Regions from separate parts of the Homo sapiens genome. Here region 2 is linked to region 1. The links are chromatin loops, found by intact Hi-C in ENCODE. Cell type or tissue: mammary epithelial cell. All regions are shown on one strand. Links, peaks and the distances in the headings refer to the core of each region. The heading gives the core; the rest is flanking DNA.

Evidence for each region. A loop is a pair of places that touch in the nucleus more often than their neighbours do. Peaks named below come from ENCODE experiments on the same cell type or tissue, not always from the same donor. Only the 100,000 strongest peaks of a DNase experiment are listed, where the experiment ranks them.
Region 2: a loop joins it to region 1, with 11 times the contacts of the local background. A loop is called at or near these places in 1 of 110 quality-filtered maps.

What each region holds. Positions count from the first base shown.
Region 1 is chr13:73,209,661-73,226,297 of GRCh38, reverse strand. No RefSeq gene overlaps it. Among named protein-coding and RNA genes, the nearest start is that of KLF5, 160 kb to the right of the region's middle. RefSeq lists an enhancer at 1,321-2,520. In mammary epithelial cell, for the core only: a CTCF peak has its summit at 1,557; DNase peaks (open chromatin) are centred at 1,347 and 2,657.
Region 2 is chr13:73,293,460-73,310,096 of GRCh38, reverse strand. No RefSeq gene overlaps it. Among named protein-coding and RNA genes, the nearest start is that of KLF5, 240 kb to the right of the region's middle. In mammary epithelial cell, for the core only: no CTCF peak of the experiment used is centred there; a DNase peak (open chromatin) is centred at 6,036; H3K27ac peaks cover 1,488 bases.

The DNA.
Region 1 (16,637 bases), core at 1-4,000:
ATGCATATGTGCCCAGACAGATTACTGTATGAAGAGACAGCCATCTGCAAGCCAGGGAGAGGGGCCTCCTGGAAACCAACCCTGCTAGCACCATGATCTAGGACTTTGAGCCTCTAGAGCTATGAGATAATAAAGTTCTGTTGTTTAAGCCACCCAGTGTACAGTATTTTGTTATGGCAGCCCTAGCCAACTAAAACATATGGGAACTTACAAGAAACTTGTAAAGAACTTGTAAACTCTCAGGGCTCATCCAGAATCAGAAACTACTGGGGATGAGGCCCAGTAATCTGTATTCTAACAAACTCCGAGAGAGATTCTAATGCACTGCTAAATTTGAGAACCACTGCTCAAGAATATTATGGCTCAAGAACAGAGGGAGTTAAAGTAAATAATATTTTTTACTTTTACCCAGAGTTGTCATATTCTTTTTTAAAGAATTCTTTGTGGCTCATTCCTGTAATCCCAGCACTTTGGAAGGCCAAGGCAAGAGGATCGCTTGAGCCCAGAAGTTTGAGACCAGCCTGGGCAACGTGGCAAGACCCCGTCTCTACAAAAATAAATAAAAATTAGCTGGGCATGGTGGTGAGCACCTGTAGTCCCAGCTACTCAGGAGGCTGAGGCAGGAGGATCACTTGAGCCTGGGAGGTCAAGGCTACAGTGAGCTGTGATTGTACCAGTGTGCTCCAGCCTGGGTGACAGAGACCCTGTCTCAAAAAAAAAAATAAAAATAAAAAAGAAAGAAAGAAAGAAAAAGGAATCCTTTAAGCAGAAGTAGGCAGTAAGAGTGTCTTAATCAGCTTCAGTTTTCATTAAAATTAACTCTGGTAATAACATCAGTATCAACAAAAGCATTCATTATGTATGTGGCTACTGGCCCTCATACTACAGACCAGTAGTTCCCAAATTTTAGGATGCCAAAAAAACACTTAGAGAGGTTTTTAAAAATGCAGTTTACAACACTTCGATTCTACTGGTCAGCGTGGTGTCCAGGACTTAAACATCTTTAACAAATATCATTTAACCCTGATGCAGATGTTAGTAAACCACAAATTACTTTTCTCTTATTCATTCAAGGAGTAGAAAGAATAGAACTGCTCTCTGGATAAGTTGAAGCAGTTAAGAGATCAAGTAAGGAAATCCGAATGGCTCAGAAAGAATCTTCAAAATGCTATTTCATTTAAGCCTTAGTCTTCTCAAACGACCTTTTTCTCCATCTACTCCAGGTGATGATAATTGCAGGGACTCTGTAAAGCCAGTCATTCATCCTGGGAATAGTGACTTCAGAGGCTGAAATTTTAGGTAACAGGTTCTGACTCATGTTCCTCAAATTCTCCCACTACTTTCAGATGTCACAATTTTTGGTTCTAGTTGCATCTGAAGAAGCCACATCAAGGCAGGTCACTACTGGTAACACCAAACAAATTTGATTTTTTTGGATTTCAATCCTAGACCACTTCCTGTTCTCCAAATAAGGAGAATCTGTCATCTTCCTTAGTACTCTACTGCAATAAGATACAAAATTTCACTCTTTCATTCACTGCCATCATACTACATAACACTAGAGGGAATGCTCCATTTTACCACAAACCAAATCTAAAGCATATGCTCAAATATAGAATTAAGGCATGCAACATTTGGGGCTAAATAAATATCACTTATATTGAAGATATTTTGAAATATCATGTACTCTCCACATGGCTATAGGTAAATCAGTAAAAAAAATTCGTTAATAACTTAAATAGACAAGCAGATCCAGGCTGGGTGTGGTGGTTCACGTCTGTAATTCCAGCACTTTGCGAGGCTGAGGTGGGTGGATCACTTGAGGTCAGGAGTTTGAGACCAGCCTGGCCAAGATGGTGAAACCCCGTCTCTACTAAAAATACAAAAATTAGCCGGGTGTGGTGGTGGATACCTGTAATCCCAGCTACTCGGGAGGGCAAAGCAGGAGAATCGCTTGAACCTGGGAGGCAGAGGCTTCAGTGAGCTGAGATCGCACCACTGCCTGGGCAACAGAGCAAGACTCCATCTAAAAAAACAAAACAAAAAAAACAAGACGACCCAATCTTTTATTGGTAACAGTTCAATTCTATTTCGTCTCTCCTAAGCAGTGAATTCTAGTTACTTACTCAGTTTTTCAGATCTTATAGTCAAAATACTATTGTTGAAACATTTAATCATTTTAAAACTTCCTTTCTATAACCACCCTCCCACAGATGAAGTTTCTATTCAAAACTTCCAATGTTACAACGCAGAAGCTACTAAGGCAGGAGAATCACTCCCTGATCTCCATGGAATATGAGCCACGGGCCTTCCTTCCTGAGAAAAAGAGGCTTCCAATGGCCCAAATAGCCAGGTGTGGTGGTGATAGTGGTGCATTTTTTTGCGACCTGTGTGAATCCAACGCAGAAACCTGAAATAAAATATTAAATATTAACAAAAACTAACTTGAAGTTTTTAAGGAGTTTGGGTTAGTTTAGACAAGTAGATAAAAATGATGAAATCGGCTCAGAAACAAACAAGAGGATTAAAATTACATAGGAGAAGAAAAGAGAAGCCAATGAGGACTATGATTCACCCAGTTTACGGCTTTATTAAAAGTCTCTTTGTTGAAAACCAGAGCTGGCCTTTTTGAAAACCCCACAGGTTTCATCTTCAACCATGCTCTGCGGTTAAGGGAGAAACACATGAAACTGCATTATGGGCACCCATGCTGGGTGGAGTCATTGTGAAGCCAAGTCTCACAGCCGGTGGCTGGGCCTCATGTAATGAACTTGACCCTTAAACCACACAAGGATAACCCTTTTTTTCTATCTCTCTGTGTCCCTCTGCAACTCTCCCTGTCAGCCCTCCCTGCCCCTTCTGAAGGACATGCCACCTCTCCACGGTCCTGGTCCCATTTTGAGTAGCTGATTCTCTCACTTCGCCTGGGTGCCACTGGGCTTCCTACTGACTCTGTTCAGGGGAGCTTGCAGGTCCACGCCCTGCAAAAGGAGGAGGTTTGTGGGTGCTTGAACACCTGTTCACTGGGACTGCTAAAGTCCCTTCCAATCTAGTTTCCATGAGGAATACTTATTCTTCCTATTATGATGACTTTGACTTTACTCCTTGAGAAATAATGACCCTAGCCTTATCTTATCACAGTACACTCACCTTTTCCTGGCCTGGCTTCTTCGTGACAAAGGGTCTCACACTAACAGACAACACCTCTGCTTGAGCCATCCCAATGAGTGACACCGTTGTCACTTACTACCTTCCTACTGTCAAGTTTCTTCCTGGACTTTGAGGGTGAAGAGATATCTATGAAACACCTAGAATTCCAGAGGGAGCCACTTCCCTTACCATTGAAAAGCCAGCCATCTATTCTGGAATAGGAGTCCCGCAGCAGTAGACCTGGTGAAGGGCTTGACCTGACTGCTGGTAACAGGAGGACTGCTGCTCCCTAGGCAGGGAGGAAGAGGTGAGGGTAGCACTGCCACCTCTTGGAGACTTAGGTGGCCCCGAGAAGTCCTCACATAAGACATTGTGTTATCATAAAGTGGATGAAGAAAGACTGCTAGACCAGGCTGAAGAAGAAAAAGCATGATAAATCAGAAAATAATGATGCTAGGCCGGGCACAGTGGCTCATGCCTGTAATCCCAGCACTTTAGGAGACTGAGGCGGGTGGATCACCTGAGGTCAGGAGTTCGAGACCCACCTGGCCAACATGGTGAAACTCCATCTCTACTAAAAACACAAAAATTAGCCAGGTGTGATGGTGCACACCTGTAATCCCAGCTACTCAGGAGGCTGAGACAGGAAAATTGCTTGAACCTGGGAGGCAGAGGTTGCAATGAGCCGAGATTGTGCCACTGCACTCTAGCAGCCTGAGTGACAGAGTGAGACTCTGTCTCAAAAAAAAAAAGAGAAGAAAAGAATGATTGATTGAATGAGTTGAATGAGTATGACTATAAAAGGTCTAGAGTGAACAAAATAAAAGGCAAATCTTTTTTGTAATTATTTTTTTTGAAACAGGGTCTCTGTCACTCATGCTGGACCAGTGGTGAAATCACGGTTCACTGTGGCCTCAACCTCCCTGGCTCAAGGATTCCAGCACCTCCGCTTCCATAGTAGCTGGAACTATGGGCATGCACCACCACACCTGGATTTTTTTTTTTTTTTTTAAGTAGTAAAGATCTGGGACACCCTGTGTTGCCCAGGCTGGTCTCAAACCCCTGAGCTCAAGCGATCTTCCTGCCTCAGCATCCCAAAGTGCTGGAATTGAGCCACTGCACCCAGCTTAAAAGGCAAATCTATTGGGTGTTGCTTAAACAATCCTATTTAATTTATTCCACCAGTCAATCAATATGTATTAAGCACCGAGAATCAGTTCAGTGCTAGATGGTGAATCAGATAATAACAGTCCTGGCTCCCATGGGGATTATAGTGTTGGGAGAAAGAGACATTTAAAAATAATTATCCATGTACTTATACAACATTAAGTAGGAAAAGTGCAAGGTGCTATGCGCATGTGTAGCCTCAGTCATGGCCTGGGGAGGGGGCAAGGAAGGTGTCCCTGAGGAAGTGATGCTTCTACAAATGGGAAGCAGAAGGAGGCACTTAGCAGGTGTGGAGGGCGCAGGGGAGGAGCCTGTGGGAGGCTCTAAGAAGGAAGCAGGCTGGTGTGTTCTAGCAATTACAGCAAGGCCAGTGCTCTGTGGAGGGGTGAGCCAGAGAGACAGGGCCCTGCAGAAGAGACGAGCAGGAGAGACAGATAACCCTGGCCTCCCTTGCAGGACTCATGATGACTTAAGTCTTTACCCTAAAGATAATGGGAAGCCCGTCCAGATTCCAGCAGAGTGACTCCAGACTTGACCTCTAGTGCTGCTGTGTGGGGAAAAGGATTGCAGAGGGACACAGGTGGATGAGGGAAAACTCATTACAAGTAATTCCAGTGAGAGGTGAAGCTAGGTGGCTTGGGCTGGGAAAATGACTCTAGACTGATTCAAGAAACACTAGGTGCAAATGCAACCCAGATCATGTGCTTCCTCGCTTTCAGAACCATTCAATCAGTGGCTTTCCATCACGCTAGAATAAACATTCAAACTCCTTATCACAAGACACAGACCCTCGGATGATCTGGCCCCTGCATATCTCTCCAGCTTTACCGATACTGCTCCCCCACTGCTCACCACACTGTAGCAGTAGCCCATCGCTTGTTTCATTTCTTGAATTCTCCAAGTACCTTCCCTGTTATCCTTGTGGGGATTATAGTATTAGGAGAAACAGACAAGTTTGTTTGTTTGTTTTGAGACAGAGTTTCACTGTTGTTGCCCCAGGCTGGAGTGCAATGGTGCGATCTCAGCTCACTGCAACCTCTGCCTCCTGGGTTCAAGCGATGCTCCTGCCTCAGCCTCATGAGTAGCTGGGATTGCAGGCATGCGCCACCATGCCCGGCTAATTTTGTATTTTTAATAGAGTGGGGTTTCTCCATGTTGGTCAGGCTGGTCTCAAACTCCCAACTTCAGGTGATCCGCCAGCTTCGGCCTCCCAAAGTGCTGGGATTACAGGCATGAGCCCGGCCGAGACAGACATTAAAAATAATTATCCAAGTACCTACACCACACTAAGGAGGAAAACTGCAGGATGCTATGAGCGTGTGTAACTGCAGCCATGACCTGGGGAGGGGGCAAGGAAAGTGTCCCCAAGGAAGTGACGCTTCTACAAACTGGAAGCAGAAGGAAGCACTCCATGCATTTGTCTTCCACGTTTTCTCAAGGATGCATCCTCACTATTGATGTCCCACAATCTCATGTCCTCAAGGAGGTCACCTCTGTCCTCCATGTCCAAAGTACCCCCTTATCCCCTCTGTTCTCTGTTTCATTTATTCATTCATTCTATACCTATTTATTAAGCACCTACTATGTATGAAGCACTGGAAGATACATAGGTGAAAATAACAGTCTCTATTCTGGGAATCCTTCCTTGCCTGTACCAGGTGAAAAAAATTTCTGCCCTTAACAGGGTTTACATTCTAATAGAGGGGATGGCAGAGGGAGTGCACTTTAAAAACTGCAAACTTAAGGCCAGGTGAAGTAGTTCACACCTATAATCCAAGCACTTTGAGAGACTGAGATGGGAGGATTGCTTGAGTCCAGGAGTTCAAGACCAGCCTGGGCAACATAGCAAGACCCGCCCCCCGCCATCTCTACCAAAAAAAAAATTAATTAGCAGGCGTGGTTGTGCATACCTGCAGTCCCAGCTATTCAGGATGCTGAGGCAGGAGGATCGCTTGACCCCAGGAGTTTAAGGTTGCAGTGAGCTGTGATAGCACCACGGCACTCCAGCCTGGGTGACAGAGCAAGAGCCTGTCTCAAAACAAAACAAAACAAAAAAATGCAAACTTAATGTGTAAATTATAAATAGACTATGGGTACGTTAGAAGGTCAAAGGAGCTATGAACATAAGGGAGAAGGGGAAATGGGAGAGGCAGAATGGAGTGAGCTGTAATTTGAAACAGGAAAAATAGGGTAAGCTTCCTTAAAAAGAGGACACTGAGCAAAGACTTGATAGAAATGATAGTTACCCCCAAGTTGGCTTCCCTCACAGCATTTATTACAATTTCTAATGATCTATTGGTTTCTTTGTTTGGGTTTTGTCTACCTCCCTCACCCCACCTCACACACAATGGAATGTAAGTTCCATCAGGGCAGGGGCTATTGTGTGTCCTGTTCATTCTTGTATTCTTAGACCTTGGTGCAAACATTCTGTGTTAGAATGAGTCAATACATGAAAGAAGCAATGGTTAAAGTGTTCTCTCACTAGCTTCCATGCATTACTAAAAATACCGAGCAAGTGAAATCAAGGTGCTTGGTCAGAACCAACGCTGATGATTGATTGTCCCGGGTGCCCAGTATTTCTTTGGCACAGAATCATGGTAGCAAAGGCTTTTGTCTGCCTGCACATATTCTCCTTCTTCATCTTTCTGCTAACAAATTCTTCTTTGTTGTGGGAATCCTTCCTTACCTCCACCAGGTGAACATACTCCTTAGATTGGCCAAAGTTTTTCACTACTATGGCTACAAGAATGGACCCTAGCATGGGTATGTGGCCCAAACAGGGCTGGTGAGGAACTCCAGAAGCTGCACGGGATTCATAGGGGAAAGGCTCTCTTTTTTTTCCCTGGGAGTCCTCTTTACAAACAATGCAACCCGCCTGCTCTTCATTCTCTGCCTGAGAATGAACTCAATGCAGAAGATAACAGTGGCAAAAGAAGAACAAGAGAGATGGATTTATAATTGTCTGATATGAACTCCTGAATCCATTCTTTCCCAAAGCCAAGTTCACGCTTTTTTTTTTTTTTTTTTTTTGAGACAGAGTCTTGCTCTGTTGCCCAGGCTGGAGTGCAGTGATGCAATCTCGGCTCACTGAAACCTCTGCCTTCCGGGTTCAAGTGATTCTCCTGCCTCAGCGTCCCGAGTAGCCAGGACTATAGGCATGCGCCACGATGCCCGGCCTCTATTTTTAGTAGAGATGGGGTTTCACCATGTTGGCCAGGCTGGTCTCAAACTCCTGACCTCAAGTGATCTGCCTGCCTCGGCTTCCCAAAGTGCTGGGATTACAGGCCACTGCACCTGGCCCAAGTTCACACTTTGAACTTCTCAGCTAGGTGGGAACTTAGAGTCTTTATCAAATAAATAAAGTTGCCACTTACAACTAGAATCTTTATTAAATATATCTATCAACCAAAAGTTTAAGAAGATATAATCAGGAAACTAAGAGGGTATTTTTTTTTCTTCTTTAAACTATTCATCTTCTAATGAAACAAGTAAGTGCTGAGTTAACATCTGATGGCCTGGTTATAATGTGATCATGATGAATTCTGTACAAAATAAAGATCTGTGCATTCAATGCATTCTATTGTCTACTGTTCCCCAGTTCTGTGTTAGGAGCTGGGTATAGAATGTGGTGTGACAGACAAATCTTTGTCCTTGTTTGGCGAATATAAACAGTAATAAATTTCATGTGAGATGGTAGAAATGAAGCAGCTCCAGATGTACTGGCAGCTGAAGTAGGGAGCCCAGCCTAGCCAGCAGGGATCAGAGGGGGTGCTCAGGGGACCCCTCAAGGGGAAGGGATGGCCTAATGCAAGATCTGACTGAACTATTACTAGGATTTTCTCAGAGGAAGGCAGAGGAAAGTGGGTGGGGGAAGGGTTTTAGTCGGAGAGAAGGGCATCTCAAAGACATAGAGCCAGGAGGATCTTAGGTCAGTGGTGTTCATGTGTGATGATAACTGCAGAGTCTTGGGGAACATCACAGAACCACACAGACCTTGTAAAGGTCACATATTCAAGCTGCAGCATCTACACCTGGTTACACTTCACCTTGTCAAATCACACACTCACAATTTTATCCCACATTCTATCTTTTCCCATTTTTTTATTAAACATATATAATTAGGATGGGTCACTTATGAAGAATAGTATTTAGTAGTCTCATCACAGAATAATACAAATGAACACATTTCTATCAAAAGCTGTAAATGGCCAGGCACAGTGACTCACAGCTGTAATCCCAGCACTTTGGGAGGCCGAGGTGGGCAGGTCACTTGAGGTCAGGAGTTCAAGACCAGCCTGGCCAACATGGCGAAACCCCTTCTCTACTAAAAATACAAAAACTAGCCAGGCATGGTGGTGCGTGTCTGTAGTCCCAGCTACTCAGGAGGCTGAGGCAGGACAATCTCTTGAACCTGGAAAGCGGAGGTTGCAGTGAACCGAGATCATGTCACTGCACTCCAGCCAGGGTGACAGAGTGAGACCCTTTCTCAAAAGAAAAAAACAAAAATACAGATTCCTTGGTCCCATTCCTGACTTACTTAAAATCAGAATTTCTAGGGATGGGACTTTGGAATTTGTATTTTAAAAAAATAAATAAATAAAGCTGTAATGTCCTAACATACAAGCTGTGTTTATAACTTTATTGAAGTAATTCCTATATAATCTTTCTGAAGACAAGGCTTCAGCTGCATGGCATGTAATCTAAACTAGACAAAGGTTATACTTCCCACCCTCTATAGAAACTTACAATCATATATTCCAATAATAAGATTCTGTAGAGATGAAGTGGTTGTTTTGTATAACAAGATCGTATATCTTCCAGCTAGAATAAAATGAGGTTTTGAAAACAAAGTAATTACATTGTTAAATGGGACATAGAAAAGACATTTCGCCTCCTAAGAATGTTTGTTATGAATTTAAACAGAAAATATTTTTATGGGAACAGCAATAATAAGTTATGAACAATTCTATTTTGAAAAGTTTTTTTAATGAATCAATGTTTTTGCTTGCAAAGAACATTCTTCTAACTTGATATGTTAATGTTCTATAATATATCTTTTAGTTGAAATATTGCATCACTCACTACTTCTATTTTGCCTAGCAAAGGACAAATCATTTTAATTTTGTGCAAACCACACATCTGTTTTATATGAGAGATCACTATTTCTCACTTGCTAAAAATATATACAAGACAAAAACAGCCTCCCAAAAACTACCCGGCTACACATTTAGCCCTACTACAAACATTCTGTGGTCCTTGAATTGAGCAAATCACCAACTAAATTGGCAAATGTTAATATTGCTGTCTGCTTTTCATAGAAAGAAGTGCTCTGTTTCTGTTGGACACGTTTTCAGGAAAGTGAGGTAATCCTCAATTTTTCCCTAGGAAAGTAAGCCTGGGGCATGCTCAGAAGTGGCTTGGTGAGGCCATTGTTTGAAGGTAAAAGGAGGTGGTTAGTGGTATGATGAAACTGAGATAAGACTGAACGCAAAGGCAATCAGTAAGAATGTTCAAAGTCATTGACGTCAATTAGACTTTTACCGAAGAAATGACTATAGTATGTGGCCTCTGGATTAATAAATCATTATTGATCAAACAGCTCTTCCTTCCCCTTCTCACCACCTGGCCGTTCAAATAAAAAGTACCTTCTTCCTTATGCCCCAAGTCCAAAAAAAAAAAAAAAAAAAAAAAGGAAAGGGGAGTGTTTTAAAATACTTCCAATCTTTTCCTATACTGGTTGTAAAACATGATCTGAATGTCCTTCAATATCTACTTCTTGAAGGCAATCAAAAAATAAATTAAGTGAATTGACGGGATGTCTTTGCCAATGCTCACATTTCATGTCATATGTTTGTGATCACAATTATGCCGAAGACCAGTGCTCTCATTCCTTCCCTGAAGCTGTGGTTCCTCAAGTATGAAGGGAATGAGTTACATTCCTTGTAGGTTCTAGCCATTTCCCGTTTCTCAATTAAGAAACTTGCAGGTTACTGGGCCGGGCGCAGTGGCTCATGTCTGTAATCCCAGCACTGTAGGACGCCAAGGGAGGAGGACTGCTTGAGTCAATACTAGCCTGGGCAGCATAGTAAGACCTCATCTCTACAAAAGATAAAAAATTAACCAGGCATAGTGGCATACACCTGTGGTCCTAGCTACTCAGGAGGCTGAAGCAGGAGAACTGCTTGAGCCCAGGAGTTCGAGGCTGCAGTGAGCTGTGATTGTGCCACTGCAGTCCAGCCTACGCAACAGAGCAAGACCCTATCTCAAAAAAAGAAAAAAAAGAAAAGAAAAAGGAAAGAAAGAAACAGCGATTACTAACAACCTGGGCTTCTGGAACTTCCTGATCTTTCCCCTAGTACCTGACAGAGAAAGTAGCCCCCAAAGACATTAAATGAAAAGCGGGAAGAGCTGAGATCTTAGGAAAATCTTGGCTTAATGAAATCACTCTAGTATGCCAGAGATACATTGGAAAATATTTTGTTCTCTTTATCACTTATTCAGCAGCTTATTTGTTAATTATTTTGTAATTACTAATTAGTTCGTCCTCTCCCAATTTCACTTCACTGTTTTGCATTGACTAAGACGAGAAGATGCATTTTGTCTACTTTACATTAGTGAAACTGAGAGCCAAGAGATTTCACTGAAGTAGTCAATGCTATGACACTGGGGATGGAAGTAGCCCTAACCCCAATTCTGGTCATGCTTTCTATGTGGAATCTCTGAATTCATAATGGTAATACCTCATATTTACATAGCATTTTCATAGTTTCCAAATGCCTTCAGTGGGTTTGTCTTATTTAATCTGAACAATAGCCCCCTGAAAAATACAGCAGACACTATTCATTCCCATATTCGGAGGAGAAAAATGAGACTTCAGAGAGTCTATGTAAGAACCCAGATCTGGTTCCAAATCAAAAGATTTGAAGCTTTAGGTCTAAATAATGTCATGCCCTGAAAGAAAATTCAAATGAATCCACTTTTTGCCATCACCACAGCCCAAATTATGGCCCATATCATCATCATTTTGATTCTCACAGTTCTGACTTGTAATTACATCATCTCTTACATCGACTCTTTTTTTTTTTTTTTTTTTGAGACAGAGTCTCGCCCTGTCACCTAGGCTGAAATGCAGTGGTATGATCTTGGCTCACTGCAACGTCCGCCTCCCAGGTTCAAGTGATTCTCCTTCCCCAGCCTCCCGAGTAGCTGGGATTACAGGCGTGTGCCACTACACCCAGCTAATTTTTGTATTTTTAGTAGAGACGGGATTTCACTATGTTGGTCAGGCTGGTCTCGAACTCTTGATCTCGTAATCTGCCCTCCTCAGCCTCCCAAAGTGCTGGGATTACAGGCGTGAACCACCGCGCCCAGCCACATCGACTCTTACATAGTCATCTTTGACTCTTACAGTTCTGACATGATGCCCCTCCCTGTCTCCATTCTTCCCCTTAAGGCATGCACTGCCAGCTGATCTTTTGATGCTATTTGTCAGATCATATTACTGCCTTGCTTGGAACCCTCCAACAACTTCTTTCTTATTGCAGGTAGAATTAATCTAAGCTCCTCACCATGGCCTAAATGTCTTCCATGATCTACCTCCGGAGCACCTCTCCAATTTCAGGTGGTGCCTGCCGCATGGGTCCTCTCTGCTCTTGAGCACAGTAAACTAACTCATTCCACTTGAGAGCCAGTGCACGTGTTCTTCTGTTTGCCTAGAACATGAGTTCCTGGGTCCCAGGGCTCCTCATCATTCAGGCCAGTTCACATGTCATGTCCAGGCCTTCCTTGACTAAATCACTCTCCTTTACCCTATTACCTGGTAGGATTTCTTGATAGCATGGCTATCTGGAATTATCTTACTTGTTTATTTTCTCTTTCCCCTCTCCACACACATGTCCTATTTCCTAGTATCTTTTATTCCTAGCATCTTGACCTAGTATGTAATTGACATCCAATATAATCTTTTGAATGAATTTGTGAAAAACATATGGTATGCATTTTTATATCTATGCTATAGATGTACCTAACTATTTAATTGTATGGACACAAATCATGTATTTTATTAATTCCCAGCTTATGGACAATTGGGGTGTTTGTAATTTTTGCTACTATAAGCCACATAGAAACAGACAGCTTTGTTCTTACAACTTTGTGCATTTGTTCCATTCTGTAGGGTCAATAGGGACACAGGTTTTGAATCTTTTTTTTTTTTTTTTTTTTTTTTGAGATGGAGTCTCGCTCTGTCGCCCCAGGCTGGAATGCAGTGGTGCGATCTCAACTAACTGCAACTTCTGCCTCCCCCGTTCAAGCAATTCTCTTGCCTCACCCTCCCAAGTAGCTGGGAATACAGACACCCGCCACCACACCCAGCTAATCTTTTGTATTTTTAGTAGAGACAGGTTTTCACCATGTTAGCTAGGATGGTCTCGATCTCTTGACCTCATGATCCACCCGCCTCGGCCTCCCAAAGTGCTGGGATTACAGGTGTGAGCCACTGTGCTGGGCCAAGGTTTTGAGTTTTGACAGCTACTACCAAATAAGTAATATAGTTTTTCTTTTCAAATTGAATTCTTTCCTTCCTCTTCTAATATCGCCTATTAATACATACAAATAAGGCTTTCTTTATCAACAAAAATGATATATCAGCTTTCCATTTTATCATGTGGACAAAATTCCACAGTGTCAATTGATTTGTCACACGATTCCATGTCATGATCAGGAGTAATACATACATACTAAAAACTTTGTAAAACTTAACTTGTGAACTTTTTTATGAGAAATCGCTAAGCAAATTTACACATTTTCAATCGCCTATTGAGGCTCTAATTCTTCCTGGTTTTATTTTGCTGTGCCCAGTCATCTCTTAATAGTATTTAAATCACTTAGAAAGACTCTAGTCTGTAAATCTGATTTTTATTGCTTTTATAATTACCCCCCAAAATGACAGAAAAAGAAAAGAAACTGTAATACTTGAAGAATTAACAAAATTGACTGCATTATCTTGCCCAATTAACTCTTGTTTCTGAAGCCTGCGAGAACTCCTCAAGAGCTTTGTCAATCAGGTTTAAATCTCAGGTAAATCCAAATTCTCATTTAAAGTATTCAAAAGAAAATTAAGCATCAATATGGCCTCACACTTGCCCTGCTGGGAGAGCTGGCACTCTCCAATTTCAATTACTCAGTTTCTTTTCATGAAATGTGTTTTTAAATCTCAGGGGAATATAATCTTTTGTGGTTAGATTGATCTCACTTGTGAAGAAAGTTCTCTACAACTTTGCCGAGGTTGCTTGCTAGTGCCAAAACGACATTGCAACACCTTAACTCTCCTTCCCCTTAATGCAAGCCACCATTTGTTTTTTTGTTTTGTTTTGTTTTGAGACAGGGTATTGCTCTGTTGCCCAGGCTGGAGTGCAGTGGTCCCATCACAGCTCACTGCAGCCTCAACTTCCTGAGTTCAAACAATCCTCCCACCTCAGCCGCTCAAGTAGCTGGGACTACAGACATGTATACCAGGTCTGGCTAATTTTTTATTTTTTATAGAGATGAGATCTCACTATGTTACCCAGGCTGGTCTCAAACTCCTGGGTTCAAGTGATTCTCTCACCTGGGCCTCCCAAAATTCTGGGATTACAAGTGTGAGCCACCACACCCACAGACCGCCTTTTGATCACATGTTCATCATGCAAATGGATAAACAGCGCAATTTTGCACTGGTATTTGTGATATAAACATTATTGCTCACACTGAAAATTTGGAGTTAACCAAAGTTCCAATCAACTAGTTGTTTGCTCCTCCTTGAAACAGGTGGAAAAAAAAATAAAGACCAAGGTTTCAGTGCTAAATAGTTGGTTCCCATATGAGATATATTTTTGGTACTGAATTTTTTAAAATTTCTTGAAAAAACAGTTTTAGTCTTTTTTCTAAGTGACAGTTAATAAAACACAAATTCATATTACTAATAAGTAATTTAGTTATTTTTTAAATCTTCCTTTGGTATATCAGGGTCAAAATGTGATTGGTTGGTTGATTTCTTTGTTGTTTTTTCTAAATGTATATATTCTATACTAGAGGTACCCACTGAATTCAAATGGTTCTAAATTGCTGTGGTCTTTCCTAGTCATATGACTTGAACCTTAGTCTCTACTGTGAAGTGAAAACAAAATGGAAGTAAATGACCTCAAAACTGCCCCATGGGCCGGAAGCAGTGGCTCACGCCTGTAATCCCAGCTCTTTGGGAGGCTGAGGTGGGCAGATCACGAGGTCAGGATATCGAGACCATCCTGGCTAACATGGTGAAACCCCGTCTCTACTAAAAATACAAAAAATTAGCCAGTCGTGGTGGTGGGCGACTGTAGTCCCAGCTACTTGGGGGGCTGAGGCAGGAAAATTGCTCAAACCCAGGAGGCGGAGGCTGCAGTGAGCCGAGATCACGCCACTGCACTCCAGCCTGGTGATAGAGCGAGACTCTGTCTCAAAAAGGAAAACAAACAAACAAACAAACAAACAAACTTCCCCATGGCCAGGAGGGCTAACACTTGAGCAATCTCAGGAGCCCAGGACCAACCAGTGTTTAAAGACTTCCCCATGAGATGTGGGGCATTTGCCACAGCTGGGAAAGATGTGAGCTGAATTTCTCACTGTGATTCAGAACTTACTGGCCATTCCAGATTAGTACAAAAATTCAAAGGAACACGTCCTTTGAACATAAAAATCCCATCTTCCATTTGTAAAGAAAACCCCGAAATATGCTTTTTCTCTGCCATTAAAGTTCTGACTGTACTTAGAAAATGATCTTTACTCCTGGTCTATAGAGTTCTAGTTAAATTTTTAACAGTATCCCTAAAACACAAAAATTTGTATCTCTTATTTTGAAATCTTCTAAGAAAATCATTTTCATTCATTATGAAGGTGTTGGACTGGACACATGTAAAGTTCTTTCTTGCTCTAGTCTCTGCTGTTCCTTTGTGCTCATCCAATAAGCACTTACTAGGCATTTTTTGTGTACCAATAACATACAAGATGTCTTGAGATATTTAAAAGGATAAAGCCCTTGAGAAGCATACACTACCTGTTTTCACTCCAATTTTATTCCTACACACACAATGCAAGTATGTGCCTCTTAAACTTCCCCAGCCTTATCAGCTGTCAACCTTTCACCTAAAAGTTTTCAAACACATTTCCATTTTCCTGCGCCCAAGAACCCCTTATATCACTGAGTTCTAAGTCTTTATTTACTGCCAGAATTATATCAGAGAATCTTGACTCTTTCACTTTTGTTGCGAAACTTCAGGTTGACTCTTGAGGTAGGAAAATTACTGAGAACTTACCATTTGATCCTCATAATAGCACGGTGACCCTGGAGACACCAATCCAATGATTCAACACCACTGGGCGCTTTTTTCTGAACTTACAGTGCTCACAGAGATCACAGTCTAATGAGAGAGAGAGGCAGTTCAAATAAAATGGGAACAATAGGAGCTTTAGGAGCCAGAGGAGGAATCTCTGCTTCAGAGGGGATGCCACGATCTGGGGAGGCTTTTGGTGGAACAGGGCCCGAGCTGAGGTTGGAACAAGATGTATGTATTGATTGACTATAGGGAGAAAGGTAAGCAGAAAGAGTACAAATGCATTCCAAACAAGGGAAGCAACAGTCATTCAACAAATATTTGTATTAGACACTACAGACCTAGTGGTGCCAATATAATCCATTAATTACATTTATGTTTGGGGTTACAAAGGCACAGAACAGATTATAGCCAGGCTACCACACTTTCTGAACCCTACTCTGTTGCCAAGTGATGTTCTAAGCATTATATTTATAATTCCTCACAACTAATAAGGAAACAGGCACAGAGAGGCCAAGTTGCTTGCCTGCAGTTACACAGCTGGTAAAGAATAGAGCCAAATTCAAACCCAGACAGACTGACTCTTAACCATAAAAAACAGAAATCAGTAGTTGGAGGAGGAGTGGGATCTAGATGGACCAAGGAAAGTTTTGATAAAATGGTGATGGAATAATTAGTAGGACTTAACCAGATAAGGAGATGGAAGAAGAATGCGCCAAGGGAAGTACAGCCCTGGAGGGATTACTTCTTTTCTGACCACTGCACCCCACCACCAAGTCTGTTATAGATATGCTGCTGCTGAGCTCTTAGAGCAATGAGGCTGCAGAGCTTTGGAGATTTTATTCTAACAACAAAGAGCACCCAGTGAAAAGCTTTAAGAAGAACAAGATTAAATTTGTACTTTTAAGAGATCACTGTCGCTGTTGAATGGAGAACACATTGGATGGAGGCAAGATTAGGGGCAGGAAAACTAGT
Region 2 (16,637 bases), core at 4,348-8,347, 79 kb before region 1:
ATTCTCCTGTCTCAGCCTCCTGAGAAGCTGGGATTACAGGTGCCTGCCACTATTCCCGGTTAATTTTTGTTATTTTTAGTAGAGACGGGGTTTCGCCATATTGACCAGGCTGGTCTCGAACTCCTGACCTCAGGTGATCTGCCTGCCTCGGCCTCCCAAAGTGCTGGGATTATAGGCATGAGCCACTATGCCCGGCCCAAAATACTGCCTCTCTAAATAGATGCAGAGTAAATGTATTCCACTCATCTTGTTGTCAGTTGCTTTAAGTTTTTATACATTGTTTTTAGAATCTTAAAAGGCATATTAAATGATAGAGCGATTGTGAGAGAAAAAGAGCATTATTATGATTGTTCACTTAATGTTTTCAATGAAGTCAAATCACATACTGTGAATAGCTTGTGGCAGTGTCCTAGGCAAACACATTATGAGAACTATAATAATGATGTATTCATATCTTAATTACTCAAGCATGTGTTCTTTGTGAACAGATTCCCAATTTTAGCCAGTATCTTCACTTATCTTTAAGTAACAAGTGTAGCTGCCTACATTCACAGCAAAGCAGATAGAGAAGAGAAGGTCGGGGAAGGAATCGGAGAAGACACCGAAAAGCCTTTTGACATTCTGAGAGCTAAGTTACCTCTAGAAAGGCCACCTCCAAAGACTTCAGTGTTCAGAGCCCAGGATCACAGTACATGGCTGTTCTTTATTGTCACTAAATGAAGTCAAAACTGCTCCCTTTGTTGAGATGACTTAATTCTGAAATCCAGGCCCATTCAAGAATCTGTAAAATGCTTTTTTTATAAAATGTGCTTTGAAAGACTTAACCGCTGCAAACTAATAAGCAATTTTGTTTGAAAAGTTATGTTCTGAAGCATCAGTGTAGCACACTGGATGAGGGGAAGGCTTTGGAGTAGTGTACCCCAATGGAGAGGAGTTATTTATTACTGACATTGTTTGGAAGTGCTGGTACATGTCCATAATGAAAAGTAGACTGGCTTTCAGTTGGTTTAAGTTCTCTACAGACATTGCAACCCCTTATTGCCTGCACCCAGGGTGAACTACTCCCATCCCCTCACATTCTGCTGCAAAAGAAGAACTATACTTTGACTAAATTCTAGGCACTATGAGCAGCATCTTGAATTCTTAATAATGATGACAAGTACCAATGAAAATATGGCTCTTATGGAACTTATGATCATAGAAATTCAGCTTGAAAACCAGCGAATTAAAGCTTTAATTCATTAAAATATTAAAACTATTGTCACCTAAACAAGCTTCATGAGAAAAAGGTAAAATATTCTGATCGATTTAATTTTTTTAATTATTTAAATGTTTGAAATTTCTGTATTAGGGTCTATGAAATGGAGGAGATGAAAACCATATAGTGCTGGTCTTGAGGGAATTTTATGAGGCCATTTTGATGAAAGAGATTATGCTTATTATGAAAGAGGCCTTACTATACCACAAAAAGATAGAGCCTTTAAGCATTTGAGAAAATCTGGAAGCTTCCTGAAGAAACACCAGTATAAAAATCTCTTAATAGTACATACATAATTTACCACCAATACAATTAGGTTTAAATCATTTCCTTTTCCATTACTTGGACTAGGTGTGTATATATGTGGCGGGAAACAGGGAGAACTAGAAATGGAGAGCACATGCATAAAAATTGACCTGATCAATTAGTAGTATATGGATATAATGAAGTAGAGAAAACTTTTTGGAGAAAGAAGCAGTTGAATTCATTGAATTATACTACAAATAAATAAAAAAGAGTGTTTTGCTCCTGAATCAAATGTCTAGTCATAAAATGAATCAAATATTAGTATTCAAAAATAAAGATACCTGTAATTGAAGTTGTACATAAAGGTCAAATTTGAAAGTTAAACATGACATTTCTCAGTACGAACTTATCTTTATCACTGCACCACTCTTTCAAGAAGCATTTATAAAAATGTGACTATTTAAACAATATGGAAAATAAATCTACTAATATCTTAACAGAATTTATGCTTCCCAGAATAGAATTCTTGTCACCATACTTTGAGATACGGAAAGACTTGCCTTGAAAAAAATTGAACTTGTGTTCCACGAATGGATGAAACAATAAGTAGCAACCAAAATCAGTAAAGGAGATTCAACTCTCAGGATAAATATATGCAAACCTAAGCAGAGAAACTTTACTAAAATAGAAAGAGAATTTGACCAGCACTGGGGAATTTTATAGCCTGTCTCAGCATTGTCAATCACAAAGTTTGCTGTAGTACAATCTAAGTGTTTTCAGTTCTTTATGAGTCCTACAGTTGCCTATTGCAATGACGTTTAGGGTGGGGTGGGCATAGAGTAGTTTTACAGCAATAAAACCACTTGTTGAAATCTGCTCATTCCTTGCTTATTTTTTTACTGCTCTCCAACACTGACTCAAATTTACAAGCACTCACTTAGATCTCTTAAACCTGTTCAGGAAAAGATTAACTTTAAACACAGACACTGTAATATATGTGTAATACACACATCTGCTGGAAGCCATCTTTGTGCTTCTCATAGAGTTGGCAACATCCCATTTCTATCATAGGAAAGGAAACACATTTAAATGTGATAAAAATTCCTTAGGTATTTATAATATAAACTTGGAAAACGGATGTGGTGTATTACTTCTAAATAGTATTAGAATTTGTTAGAATTATGATATGTTTCCAAAAAACAGTATTTTACTTTTGTGAAGGAAAAAATAGAGATGAAATGGGTTATAGAACACTTTAATAATTAATTCTCTATGAGCATTTTACAGAAAAGACAAAAAAATCTTCCTAGCTTCAAAAAAGACCACATTTAAATCATTCAACATAGAATGAATTCTCTTCCAGAAACAGTACTTGAGCAACTAATATACATATTGCACAAAGCTGGATGCTACAAAGCAGTGCTTCCCAAACTGCACTTCTACTCCTAACAACAGAGTAGAGGGAATTACCTCCACTGAATTGGAGGGGATTATCTCCATGGAATTGGAGGGGATAGATCTACTTTCCAGAGGCAGGATAGCGTAGGTTATGCTGCAATAAGAAACATCCCCAATATTTGCATAAAATAGAAAAACTCTGCTCACTCCCACTTCATGTTCATTACAAGATGACTGGGGAATCTGTTTTATGTCACCCACACTCCAATATCCAACCTGATGGAGAATCCACTATCTGAAATATTGCAAGTCACTTTGGCAAAAAGAAGTGAGCTCTGGAAAGCCTCACACCAGCAATTAAATAATCTGCTCACAAATCATTAGCCAGAACTAGGCATGCAAGTTTAGGGGCCAAGAAGTGTAATCTATCCATGTGCCCAGAAAGAGAAGAGTGCTAGATCTCAGTAGGTGCCACATATCTACTCTAATTATTTTACCTTAAAATTATTCAGATTTTTCACTCTACTTCATACAAATCCATTATTATAAAAATAAAGTTTTAAATTACCACCAAGCAAAACTGACAAGTAAAATAAATTTTTATTCTATGTCACTAGGTACATACAGTGGTAAAATCATGAAGGACCTTTTCAGATATGCAAACAGTTTTGCACTTGATCTTGAGGGTAATAAATAGCTATTGAAGCAGCAGGAAGATCACTTGAGCCCAGGAGTTTGAGACCAGCTTGGGCAACATAGCAAGATCCTGTCTCTATTTTTTAAATTAAAAATAAAAAGAAGATTGTACAACCAGATTGGTTGGAAGTAGATGGATTTGAGAAATATTAAAGTCAAATTGAAAAAATTTGGTGATAGATTATGGAAGTTAAGAAAATGAGAATCTAGCATGTTTTCAAGTGTGCTGGTAAGCTAGGTAGATAGATGGCATAACCATTCCCTGAGAAGGGAATAAAACTGATTTAAGAAGGAGAGATGAAGAGTTCCATTTTGGGGATTACAGTTAGAGGGTAAACAGCCAGGCACAGTGGCTCATGCCTATAAATCCCAGCACTTTGGGAGGCCAAGGCAGGCGGATCACTTGACTCCAGGAGTTTGAGAGCAGCCTAGTCAACATGATGAAACCCCGTCTCTACTAAAAATACAAAAAAATGAGCCAGGCATGGTGGCAGGCACCTGTAGTCCCCACTACTTGGGAGGCTGAGGCAGGAGAATTGCTTGAACCCAGGAGGCAGAGGCTGCAGTGAGCCGAGATCACACCATTGCAATCCAGCTTGAGCAACAGAATGATACACGGTCTCAAAAAAATAAATTAATAAATAAGAAATACGTAGTAAATGTATACATGTTTAGATACCAAAAAAACCCTTGGAAAGCTGCTCTGCCCCATTATAAGTTCATACAGTTTAAGTGGGACTGACCAAACCCATCAGGCCAGCTAGAGTTACCCATCCTCCTGGTAAAGGAGTGAACATGTGCCCCAAGCTGAGTCAATCAGAGCTTTCCCTGGGATTTTTTCCCCCAAGTTCTTTTAAGAAAGAGGCTTAGACTTTTCACTACAATCCCATTTGAAGAGATGATACAAACCTATATCTCCTGGTAGCTAACATTACCACAACATGAGAAGAGGATGCCTAAGATTGAACCCACTCAGAGAAAAATAAAGACAAGATGCTTAATGACAATCTAAATTCCTGGGTTCAGCTATGTCTACCCACTTACATAAAGCAATAGATTCCTATTTTTGTTTAAGCTACACTGAATCAACATTCTGTCACTTGCAACTCAAAACAAAACAAAACAAAACAAACAAACAAAAAAACTAAACCAAAAAAAAAAAAAAAAAACGACTAAGCCTTCATGGGCTGGGAATCCCAAAAGTAGTCAGCCAGAAGTCACTTGAAGCACTTGCAGCTTTTGGAACAAACAGAGCAACTAGCAGGACTGGAAAGAGGGAATTCCACTGGGGGAATATTCAACTCAATCTTTAAGCTTTGTCTTGATTCTAAGTCTATGAAAATGTACTTAACATTCTCCTAGAAAGGTTATTTCCTCCTCCCTTCTTCTTTATGATGAAAGGACTTTAACATCACTCTTTCATTATATGTTCTCCAATTAAGGAATATTTTTATTGAGCTACTTAGTAGCTTTATCCTTGGGTTATGGGTGAACAGGGAAGAGAGTTAAGGAGATACCGTTCAGAATTGAAAGCACACTAGCGTAGCACTAATATTAAAGAACAAAAAATAACTTCAAGTTGCTTGGCAATAATTTCCTCCTCTTCTTCATAAGATGTTCTATTAGTTCCAGTTAACTTAGATAAGGTTAACCCAAGTATGGGCTGATGAATGAAATGTAAGGTTTGCATGGGCATTTGGAATCAAAAGATCTAAAAGGATGTTGCTAACACCAGATGTACTAGCAGGCACAGTTCTAACCATAGGATTCTTGTTGGGAAACTGTAGAGCAGTTCCCATCACATTTAGCCCATATCAGAGACTAAACACCTTCCCCTTCTGATAACGTGTGTATGAGATGCCTCCTTTCTGAGGTCTGAGTCTCTGTTTGAGTCATCTTTGCGTCTCTTTTCTCTTTTCTTCCAATAATCTTCCTCCCTGGTGTCTAGTACAAAGTTTTGCCTGCAATAAGCACTAAATAAATATCTACCAAGAGCATTAAAATGTAAAAATCAGAATTTTCTGGAATACCCACAATCAAATGTGCTTATCAGAAAAAGAAATCACACAGATGTTTTTGTAACAAGCAGAACCCAAATTAGTCTTTCACGATTTCTGCTGATCATATTAGAATCACCATTTCTGCTGATCCTATTAGAATCACCTCTACTTAAAAAAAAAAAAAAGCCTCAAAATATCACTGGCTTTTTTCCACATAAGCAATATTTAAACAAGAAACAAGCTTGGAAGGGGAATAAGAGGCTTTAGCAGTAGATGAATCTTTATCACAAACTATTTCCTCCACGTGAATCGTCCTGCTGGCATTCCCTGGGAATTAACGTTTGCTGCTGCTTGTTACCTGAAGTGTTGCATGAATAAGAAGTATGCATGATAGAGCTTCATGTATTCACTCAGCCCACAGGAAACGTGAGCATGCAGCATCCTCTGATTCAGCAGAGAAGTGCCAGGTCACCCACCTACTACAGAGGGACACAGTCGCTGACTCAGAAAACTCATGCTCATCACAGGAAAAAGAAGCAAGTAAGCACCAAATAAGCAAGGCCTAAATTAATCACTCTCCGTTCAATATATCTGGGTATATTTGAGTCACAACTTTCTGACAAGCCTATGAGATTTTTTAGAAAAAAGATGCAGGTAACTACGAATGCTGGCAAAGCAAAGCGTGTGAACGTCAGAGTAGTTGAAAGCATTTCTGCTTTAGCAAGTTATTTCTTTCCGTATCATCTGGTCAACCTCTGAAACCAGAGTGATATTCTCTCTTCATGTCCCTTTAATCTTTTTGTGGAGTGGTTAAAAAAAAGAAGAAGGAGGAGGAGCTAGGCATGGTGGCTCACGCCTGTAATCCTAACATTTTGGGAGACCAAGGCAGGAGGATCGCTTGAGCCCAGAAGTTTGAGATGAGCCTGGGCAACATAGCAAGACCCTATCTCTTAAAAAAAAATTAGCCAAGTATGGTGGTGCACACCTGTAGTCTCAGATACTTGGGAGGCTGAGGTGGGGGAACAGCTTGAGCCCAGGAGGCTAAGACTGCAGTGAGCTGTGATTGTGCCACTGCACTCCAGCCTGGGTGACAGAGCAAGGCTCTATGTCAAAAATAAAAATAAAAAATAAAAGGAGAAGGAGGAAGAGGAGAATTGTAGTTGTGGTAATTGGAATAGGAAGAAGGAGGAGAATGAGAACAAGGAGGAGAAATTAATATACCTTCCTTTTGCCAAAATAAAGGAGTTTTTGTGAAGCTCTTTGTATTATTATTGCATATTGATATTCCATATATAGACATACACTCATGCCCATTTTTAACATTTTTGTTGCATTAAAATATGGCTCCAAGTGTAGTCTGTCTGTAGATGAACTACAGAAGCTATCTAAATGCTGAAAGAACACCATCACCATGGATGCTGTTCAGTGTGGTGGTTAAGAAGTCTCACTTCAGAATTAGATACTCCTAGGTGACTTCTAACAGAACCATCACCACTTACTAGATACACGAATTTAGCCTTAAAATGCTCAGTTTCCTCATTTGTTCATCAGAACTAATAACGTCTATCTTATTGAATGTATTAAAGGTCAGAAGAGATAATGTCTGTAAAAAGATTGGCAAGGATTTAAGTAACCAATAAATGATAGCCATTATTATCACTATGAAAACTGTATGAGTGTTGACTATGACTTCAGATAAGCAAGATTAGCAAAATTCTGTACACTTAGAAACAGATTATTCTATCTTTCTTTTCTTCCACCTTTCTAGCCTGTCAAAGCCAAGCTCTGGAAAACTGAATGGCCTGCAAGAGCTGTTTAGTGTGTATAATTGCTTTCATTATTGTAATTATTTACAGTACTGGTAGCTTCACACTTGCATTACTAATAAACCTTTCAAAGTGTACTGGCATTTGGGTTGGTTATGAAGGTTCAAAACCTTACAAGTTTCCATAGTGATCCCAAAATATTCAGAAACCGTAAACTACTTTGAAAAATAAAAAACATCATAGAGAAGTACACATTAGTATCCTGAAAAAAAGAACATTCTTTGCCACAACAGTAACATCAATTCAGAAATGTTTCCTTAGACCTGGAAGCAACTTAATGTAATTTGAAGCCAGGGGATAACTGGTGTTTAGAGAGTTCCAGAATAGGATGTGGTCAAGACCCCCTTCCCTGCCCGTATGGAGATCTTACAATAATATTTAACTGAGCCCTTGCTATACATCTACCCCTAATCTAAGTGCTTTACATTTATTTGATCCTCTTAGCCACTCCATGAAATAAGTACTATCTTTATGTTCATTTTATGGATGAGAAAACTGAGGCACAGAAAGATTGATTTGTTTGCCCAAGGTTACACAGCTAGTAAGTGGATCAGTCAGTATTCAAGCCTGGTAGTGTTAAACACTATGTTCCTGGGATGTTTTATCATCTATAACCACTGGTGAAAGTTGTAAATGTTAAGGACAACTTGGAATTGCCATACTATATTGTTAAAAACCTACAGTTACTGTGAATCACTAGGCAAAAATATACTAATGTTGGGAAGAAAACCTTTTCCTCTACCACTTGGGTCCAGTGCTTGGGGGCCTGCAAATTAACTGGAAATAGATTAACAGGAGAAAAGACAAGGTTTATTTACATGTGCATGTGGGAGTTGCTCAGCAATGAGTAACTCACAGAATAATGCAGAGTAAAGATTTTTGTATATCAACTTAAGGATGGTTTTGGCCAGGCCCAGTGGCTCATGCCTGTAATCTCAGCACTTTGGGAGGCCAAGGTGGGTGGATCACCTGAGGTCAGGAGTTTGAGACCAGCCTGTCCAACATGGTGAAACCCTGTCTCTACTAAAAATACAAAAACATTAGCTGGGCATGGTGGCGGGCTCTGTCATCCCAGCGACTCAGGAGGCTGAGGCAGGAGAATCACTTGAACCAAGGAGGCAGAAGTTGCAGTCAGCCGAGATCACGCCATTGCACTCCAGCCTGGGTGACAAGAGTGAAACTCCATCTCAAAAAAAAAAAAATAATAATAATAAAATAATCTTTATACCAACTGTGAGAGTCTGAGTGAATTCCCCCACTAATAGAGTCATTTGTTAGGTGGGGAACAAGGATAGCGCAGATACATTGCATTTAAACTAAATTCAAATTAGCTTCAAATAATCTGCACCAGTAATTAGTTCCTAGTTACTGTGCTTGAAAGTCATTTTTAGATCAAACATTCTCTGTCTACAAGCAATAGCATAGTAGTGTACTTCTCATTAAAGGTAGTGCTTGGCCCATAGAAGATGTTAAATAAATATTTATCGAATGAGCAAAAGAATCATTGTAAATATTCAACTGTCTTATGCTGATATAAATACATGGCAGGTTTATATATATTGGTTGCTATCACTTATTTGAAATATTAATTTGTTTTATTTGTAAATAAACATCATAACTATTATAGTGAGAATTACAACTTGAAGTTTATTAAGTAACTATGTTCTTACATATTGGATCAGAGATTAGTATTAGCCAACCATTTTCAAACACCCATAGTTAAAATCTCACTGGCATGGTTAATGATAAGCTACAACAAGACCGGCAGTGTATGCTGGGCCTTGGACAAACTTCAGAGTAGATGAACTCCACTGTATTAGTCAGGGATCTTCAGAGAAACAGGACTGAGATAGGTAGGTAGGTAGGTAGATAGATATATAAATAGAGAAACAGATACAGAACTGAGATAGAGAGGTAGGTAGGTAGGTAAATAGCTAGATGACAGATAGATAGATAGATAGATAGATAGATAGATAGATAGATAGAGATTTATTACAAGGTATTGACTCATATAATTAAGGAAGCTGAGAAGTCCCACAATCCTCCCCAATTAAGGAAGGAAGAGGAAAGCCAGTGGTGTGGTTTGAAGGCCTGAGAGCCAGAGAGCTGATAGTGTCAATTCCAGTCTGAGTCTGAAGGCCTGAAAACCAGGAACACTGATGGCAGGAAAAATCAATGTCCCTGTTCAAGCAGTGAGACAAAGGGAGACAACCTTCCTTTGCCTTTTGTTCTCTTCAGGCCTTTAATGAATTGGATGATGCCCATCTACCTTGGGAAGGGCCATCAGCCTTATTCAATCCACAAATTCAAATGCTAATTTCTTCCAGAAACACCATCAGAGAAATAGTTTCATCAGACATCTGGGTACCACATAGCCTGGGCAAGTTGATACGTAAAATTAACCACTGTATCCACCAAACCATGCTCATTCACACCTCAGTGTCCTTAGGCCCTCTCCTCAATTTTTTTTCTCCTCCCTACCCTGACATTATTTATTCAACGAACAGCAAGAGTGGAAACTAGTACCACCCCTAGAAGCATATATTTTAGCAGACTTCAAAACTTAACCTAGAAGAAGGGAGCTCCTTCAAAAGTATTTTATTCATTCTTACTCCAACTCGACAAATATTTGTTAAGCAGTTACCATGGCACAGATATCACTCCAGATGCTAGGAATACAGCCAGCCCTCTGTATCTGTGGGTTCTGCATTTGTGGATTCAACCAACCACAGACCAAAAATATTTATTTTAATTGGATGGTTGTGTCTGTACTGAACATATACTGAACATACTTAGACTTTTTTTCTTGTCATTATTCCCTAAACAATACAATATAACCACTATTTATGTAGCATTTACATTGTATTTGGTGTTATAAGTAATCTAGAGGTGATTTAAAGCATATGGGAGGATGTGCACAGGTTATATACAAATACGACACCATTTTATATCAGGGACTTGAGCCTTCACAGATTTTGGTATCCAACAGTGTCTTAGAACCAATTCCCCTTGGATACCTACAAATGACTGCACATTGCAGAGCATAAAACTGACACACACACAAATCCCTGCCCTTACGGAGTTTACATTCTAGTGTGCATTTCAGCCAATTGTCAGTCATCTGAAAAATACTTTACAGTACAAAGAAACATCAAAATGTCCAGAAATAACTGAAAACTATGAATCTACAGAGCATCTTTGGGAGAATGTAAATCTAGACTTTGAAAGCCAACCAAATGGGGTTCAAATCCTACCTTACCACCTACTGGGTTTGAGACTGTCTTAGGCAAACTGCTGATTTTTCTCTTCAGTAAAAACAGTACCACTCCTTTAGCATGCAATTATTGAAATAATTGAAAGAATAATGTGTATATATATTCTGAGGGCATAATTTCAGCCTCCTAAGGTTGAATTGCAGTCTGTGTAATACCATTCTGTGAATAAAAATAATCACTAAAGATTGTAGTATGATTTACTACTTATATGGTATGCTTATATTTATTATAATTTTTGTTGGAATGTCTGATCCAGTATTTTGAAATCTCCTTTAGCCTCAGAAAATGAAAGATTTTTTTAATTCACCGGATTCATTTGCAAAAATCAACTGAGCACTTAACAAGTACACTAGGCACTAGATACACAAGGATTTAAATAAAACAGAAATAGAACCAGTTCTCCTGAGCTTACTCTGTAATTGGTGACAAAAACGATAAATAAGTAAACATTTAAATAAACTTATAATTGCAAATTGTAATTTTATCATCAAGTTCAAAAACAGCCCTCCTCACTGGCCCTTGTCCTCCCTTTTGGTCTCCTTTGAAGCTTTTCTCTAACAATATCTCCTCTGTTATTTCATGAACCTGTCTGTTTCTACTTAATCCTTTCTCTCAGTATAAAAGCAGACTGAAGCCTCTCATCCTGAAGCAACAGCAATGGCACTGTCCCAGGATCATGTGCCCTCTGCTAATGGATAATGCCTTATTTTCTCCTTATCTTTTGCAGCCAAACTTCATGGTCTGCACTTCTGTTAGCATGTGTTATCATAGGCCGTCTCCTACTCCTTGCAGGTAATGCCACACATTCCTGCCCTTCTACTGCACTTGACTCTGTGGGCCATTCTCTCCCATTCAAAATTCCTCTTTGGCTTCAGTGATGCCATGCTTTTCTGACTTTGGCCTCTCTCAATTTGCCTAGCCGATTCTTTGTTTTCTTCTCTACCGTTACGTTTCTCAGGAGTCTTTCATTGATCCATTTCTCTGCTCCTCTACATACATTCTCCCAAGAAGTGAGCTTCTATTCTTAGGGTTTCACTGCATTTAACATGTCTTTATTAGCTGGTCCCTTCACTGCAATGATCCATCCTCAGACTTTCCTCAGGTAGCTACTATTGTATTCTTCAAAACTATTTCAAGGATGATATCTGCCAGAAAAGTTCTTCTTGAAGGTTCTAGTCTCCATTAAATGGATTTTATCCCAAATCCTGTAACATTCAGGGTATTTCCTAGCTCTTTCATCTTAGAAACAAGCAAATAAACACATTCCCTTGACCCTATATCTTCCTTGAGTTACAGTTCCATAGCTCTGCTTCTTTTCTAAGAACTAAGAAAAGAACTAAGGTGACCAGAGGTACCAGTTTCCCCAGAACACTCCTGTTTTATACCTGTTGTCCTGGTATAGTGTCTGGTTTAGCATTTGTCCCAGGTTTTTTCACTCTTTAGAATGAGGTAATATTACTATAGTAATAGATACATTGAAATAAGTGGGAATGGCTGTGATCAACCTCTCATTTTGTACTTTAAGCAACTGTCATAGGCCCAGCTTATAGTGTGTGAGCCAGATGCTCAGTGAACAGAATTCTCATTTTAACATTTTGTAAAACCTGAAAGCAGCTGTAACTCATCTCTTTTTCCTTGACTCTTTTGTCAAGGAATGGAAGTACAACCTTGCCTTCAGGAACGATATACCATTTGCTGGCTGGTAGAACAAAGACGCTCACACATGAGTAGCTGAGGACAACTAACTCCTTCTCCTTCCAAGTGCAGCTGCTGCCCTGCTAGGCTTTGCTGCACCAGCCAGTTCATCTGTGGCCTACGCCATGAACTAAGAGAATCACAAAGTTGACAGGTCTCCAAATGGCGGTGTCATCGAGGAATGTGAGAAATCATAGACTAGATATAGTTGAAATACATAAAGGAATGGAAACAGAGTAGTCCTATCTTAAAGCATCTAAATAGCATAGATCTATTTATTTATTTTATTGTTTGATACAGCCCTTTCTAATTTTCAATAAACTCTTTTGGTAACAATGAACTAAATAATGAAAATGCCATGTTCAATGAAAAATTAAGTTCTGAATTTTCATTTCTCAGAAAACACTTAGTGAAGAATGTTTGTTGACATTAACACAGAATGCAAATTTCACAAAAGGTTTGTTGTCATTAACGTCTATCATGGGGGCCCAAAACAGAAGACACATAAGTAAAAAAAAATCAGCATCCATTGCAAGAGTTAAATACTGAGTTTTAAAAGACTATGCCCAAAAACAATTTTACCTCTGTAGCTACAGAAGATGCATTTGCATATCATTCTATGAGGCACGACTTTTCATTTTGATCAAATGTTCTTATAAATACATTTTGCCCATTTTCATTCCAAGTTTTCTTTTACATTTGTGAAAAGTGAAGTGATACTAATAATGTGTTGATTTCATTAGCAAAAGAGTTTTGCAAACATTAAAATGGTGCTCGTTTTATATCAGTACTATTAGATACTCCAAATTAAAAAGTCAAATAAGTTAGGGCTGAGCGTGGTGGCTCACGCCTATAATCCCAGCACTTTGGGAGACCAAGGCAGGTGGATTGCTTGAAGCTGGTATTTCTAGACTAGCCTGACCAACATGGCGAAACCACTTCCCTACTAAAAATATTTAAAAAAAAATTAGCTGGGCATGGTGGTGCATGCCTGTAACCCCAGCTACTCAGGAAGCTGAGGCACAAAATTCACTTGAACCAGGGAGGTGGAGGTTGCGGTAAGCTGAGATCATGCCAATGTACTCTAGCCTGGGTGACAGAAGGAAACTCTGTCTCAAAAAAAAAAAAAAAAGTTAATTCCATTAATGGTTTAGTTATTTAGTTCATTCTATGGAATATAGTGACATTGTTAGAGGGTCATTCTGTAAAGGATGAAATACTTGACATCATTGTGAGTATTATTGCAAATTCGGTTAAAGTTCAAATTAAAAATCAAATCATTTGTTTTCGTGATTATAATACAGAAACAAATTTTGGTGGAGCATAGTGTCATGATTAAAAAGTGTGTTCTATGGCTGGGCGTGGTGGCTCATGCCTGTAATCCCAACACTTTGGGAGGCTGAGGCGAGTGGATCACTTGAGGTCAGGAGTTCAAGACCAGCCTGGCCAACATAGTGAAACCCTGTCTCTACTAAAAATACAAAAATTAGCCGGGCATGGTGGTGCACGCCTGTAATCCCAGCTACTCAGGAGACTGAGGCAAGAGAATCACTTGAACCTGGGAAGCAGAGGCTCCAGTGAGCCGAGATCACGCCACCGCCCTCCAGCCTGGGTGACAGAGCCTGACAGAGCCAGACTCCGTCAAAAAAAAAAAAAAAAAAATAGAGAGAAAGAGACTACTGTCACTCTTTTGAGCAGCAAAATTGCATACAAAAGTGTGTAATAGTATACTGATCATAATGGAAACATTTTCATATTTACTGAAAGTAACTGGACTACTAAATAATTAAATATCAAAAGTATTTCAGCATAGAAGTAAATTATTTCTTTACTGCCTGACATAAACGAGTTTAGAAGTATCTTCTTGAAATATTACTTTGTAAATCAAAGTGTTCTACAATGGTATTGTGCTTATTGTAAATGAACCCTTTAAATTTTGGTTGTATTTTGTTTGAAATCAGCAGAAAGTCTTTAAACAAAACAGTCAATCAGTGAAGAACCAAAAAATCTTCAAATTTTTAGGCTTTTCACAAATTTCAAAATTGAAATAAAGCTTATGAATATGAAGGCATTGAAATTGATACCTACAAAAGCAAGGAGAAAATGAATATATTCAGTGATTACCCCATTTTTTATACAAGATCTGATTGTGAAATTTTGTAATTGTGTTCTAGACTGCCTTACCTTTCTGGAGCATATTTTCATAGAGCTTCTTTTTTATTGAATAAACTTATATTTTATACAAGGTAAAAAGAAATTGAAAAGGCCTATGCTTTTATGGCATAAAATTTGTACAACAATCAAGAGAATTATAAACTGAGATGGACATATTAGAGAATTTTGCCATAAAATTATTTGAAAAGAAAGCTAATTTGAATGGAGGGCAAAAGACAATAAACATAAACAAAATTAAGCTCAAATATTTGAGCTCAAATATTTAAAAATGAGACTTGGGATGTCCTCAATTAACAGAGTTTGCTTTGAGCTTACCAGGTATCACAGCACCAGTAAAGAGAGTATATTCTGGGCCAGGCATGGTGGCTTACACCTGTAATCCCAGCACTTTGGGAGGCCAATGTAGGAGGATCACTTGAGACCAGGAGTTTGAGACCAGCCTGGGCAACATAGCAAGACCCCTACAAAAGATCTCTACAAAAAAAAATTTTTTTTAATCATAAAATATATATGTATGGTAGGCACGCCTATAATCACAGCACTTTGGGAGGCCAAGGCAGGAGAATCACGTGAGCTCAGAAGTTCAAAAATAGTCTGGGAAACATAGTGAGACCTAGTCTCTACAAAATATTTAAGAAATTAGCCAGGCATGGTGGCACGTGCCTGTAGTCCTAGCTACTCAGGAGGCTGAGGTGGGACTATCGCTTGAGCCCCAGACGTGGAGGCTGCAGTGAGCCATGATAGCACCACTACACTCCAGCCTGGGTGACGGAGTGAGACCCTGCATAAAAAAAAAAATTTTAAATTAATAGAAAAAACAAAGAGAAGCTTTTGTTATATCATTGGTGAGCACTTACATTAAATCACATCTGCTCTGTACACTCCAAAAGAGTGGATTTGTCAGATAGAAAAACACAAAACTCTGGGAGGCTGGAGTGGTTGTTATTATCTGCTAAGTAGCCCAAAGCACCTCATATTTTTTATCTAACTTTCAACATTAAATTCCATAAGAGTTACAGGTGGAAATGGGAAATATTTTCATTACCATCACATAATTTTATAAGTAAGGAGCTTTATATTTTATAAGTCAGGAGTTTTCTGTTTTGTTTTGTTTTTGAGACAGTGTCTTGCTCTGTTGCCCAGGCAGACACTGTACTGTCGCCAGTACAGTGGTGCAATCATGGCTCACTGCAGCCTTGATCTCCTGGACTCAAGCAACCCCACCCCACCTCAGCCTCCCAAAGTGCTAGGATTACAGGCATGAGCCACCATGCCCAGCCAGCTCAGTAGTTTTCAAAGCTCAATGTACAGGTCATAAATCTGTTTAAAATGCAGATTGCTACATTCTACTCACAGATAGTCTGATTCAATAGATCAGCATGGAGCCTGGGAATCTGCTTTCTTAAGTCAATGGCAAGTGCTTTATGGCAGGTGGTCATTAAACCGACTTTGAGGAATCATGAGAGCGGCATCACAAAGGCAAAGGGGTACAGCATGGGGAGTCTGGAGATGCCAAAGTCAACCTCCACTGACCTCCCGGCGGTACCAAGGGCTGGTGGGGAGGCGTAATGACTGTGGGTAAAGTGATTTCATATCTTTGGGTGGAAAATCATCTGAGCATGCCAAATATCAATATTGTGTTTCATTTGAGATTCTCTGTTCGCTTTCTCCTGCCACACCTTTCAAACTGTGGTGACGGGAACAATAACAAGCCTGTGTTATTTGGCTTCATCAGAGCTATTTCTTATATATCTCCTTAAAATCGTGTGTTCATTGTTAGACACATTTAAATTTATAAACATGATGTGATTGGGAAAAAATGGTAGATATTTACTCTTTGACTTTTCTCCATGATTGTCCTTTTTCTTTCTTTCTTTTTTTGATCTCAAGAATATGCACATTTCTGCTAAGTAGCCTAAAGTGCCTCACATTTTTATCTAACTTTCAATATTAAATTCCATAAGAGTTACAGGTGGAAATGGGAAATATCTTCATTACCATCACATAATTTTATAAGTAAGCAACATGGATCAGAGTAAAAAGGGAAAAATTAATCACAGCAAAAAAA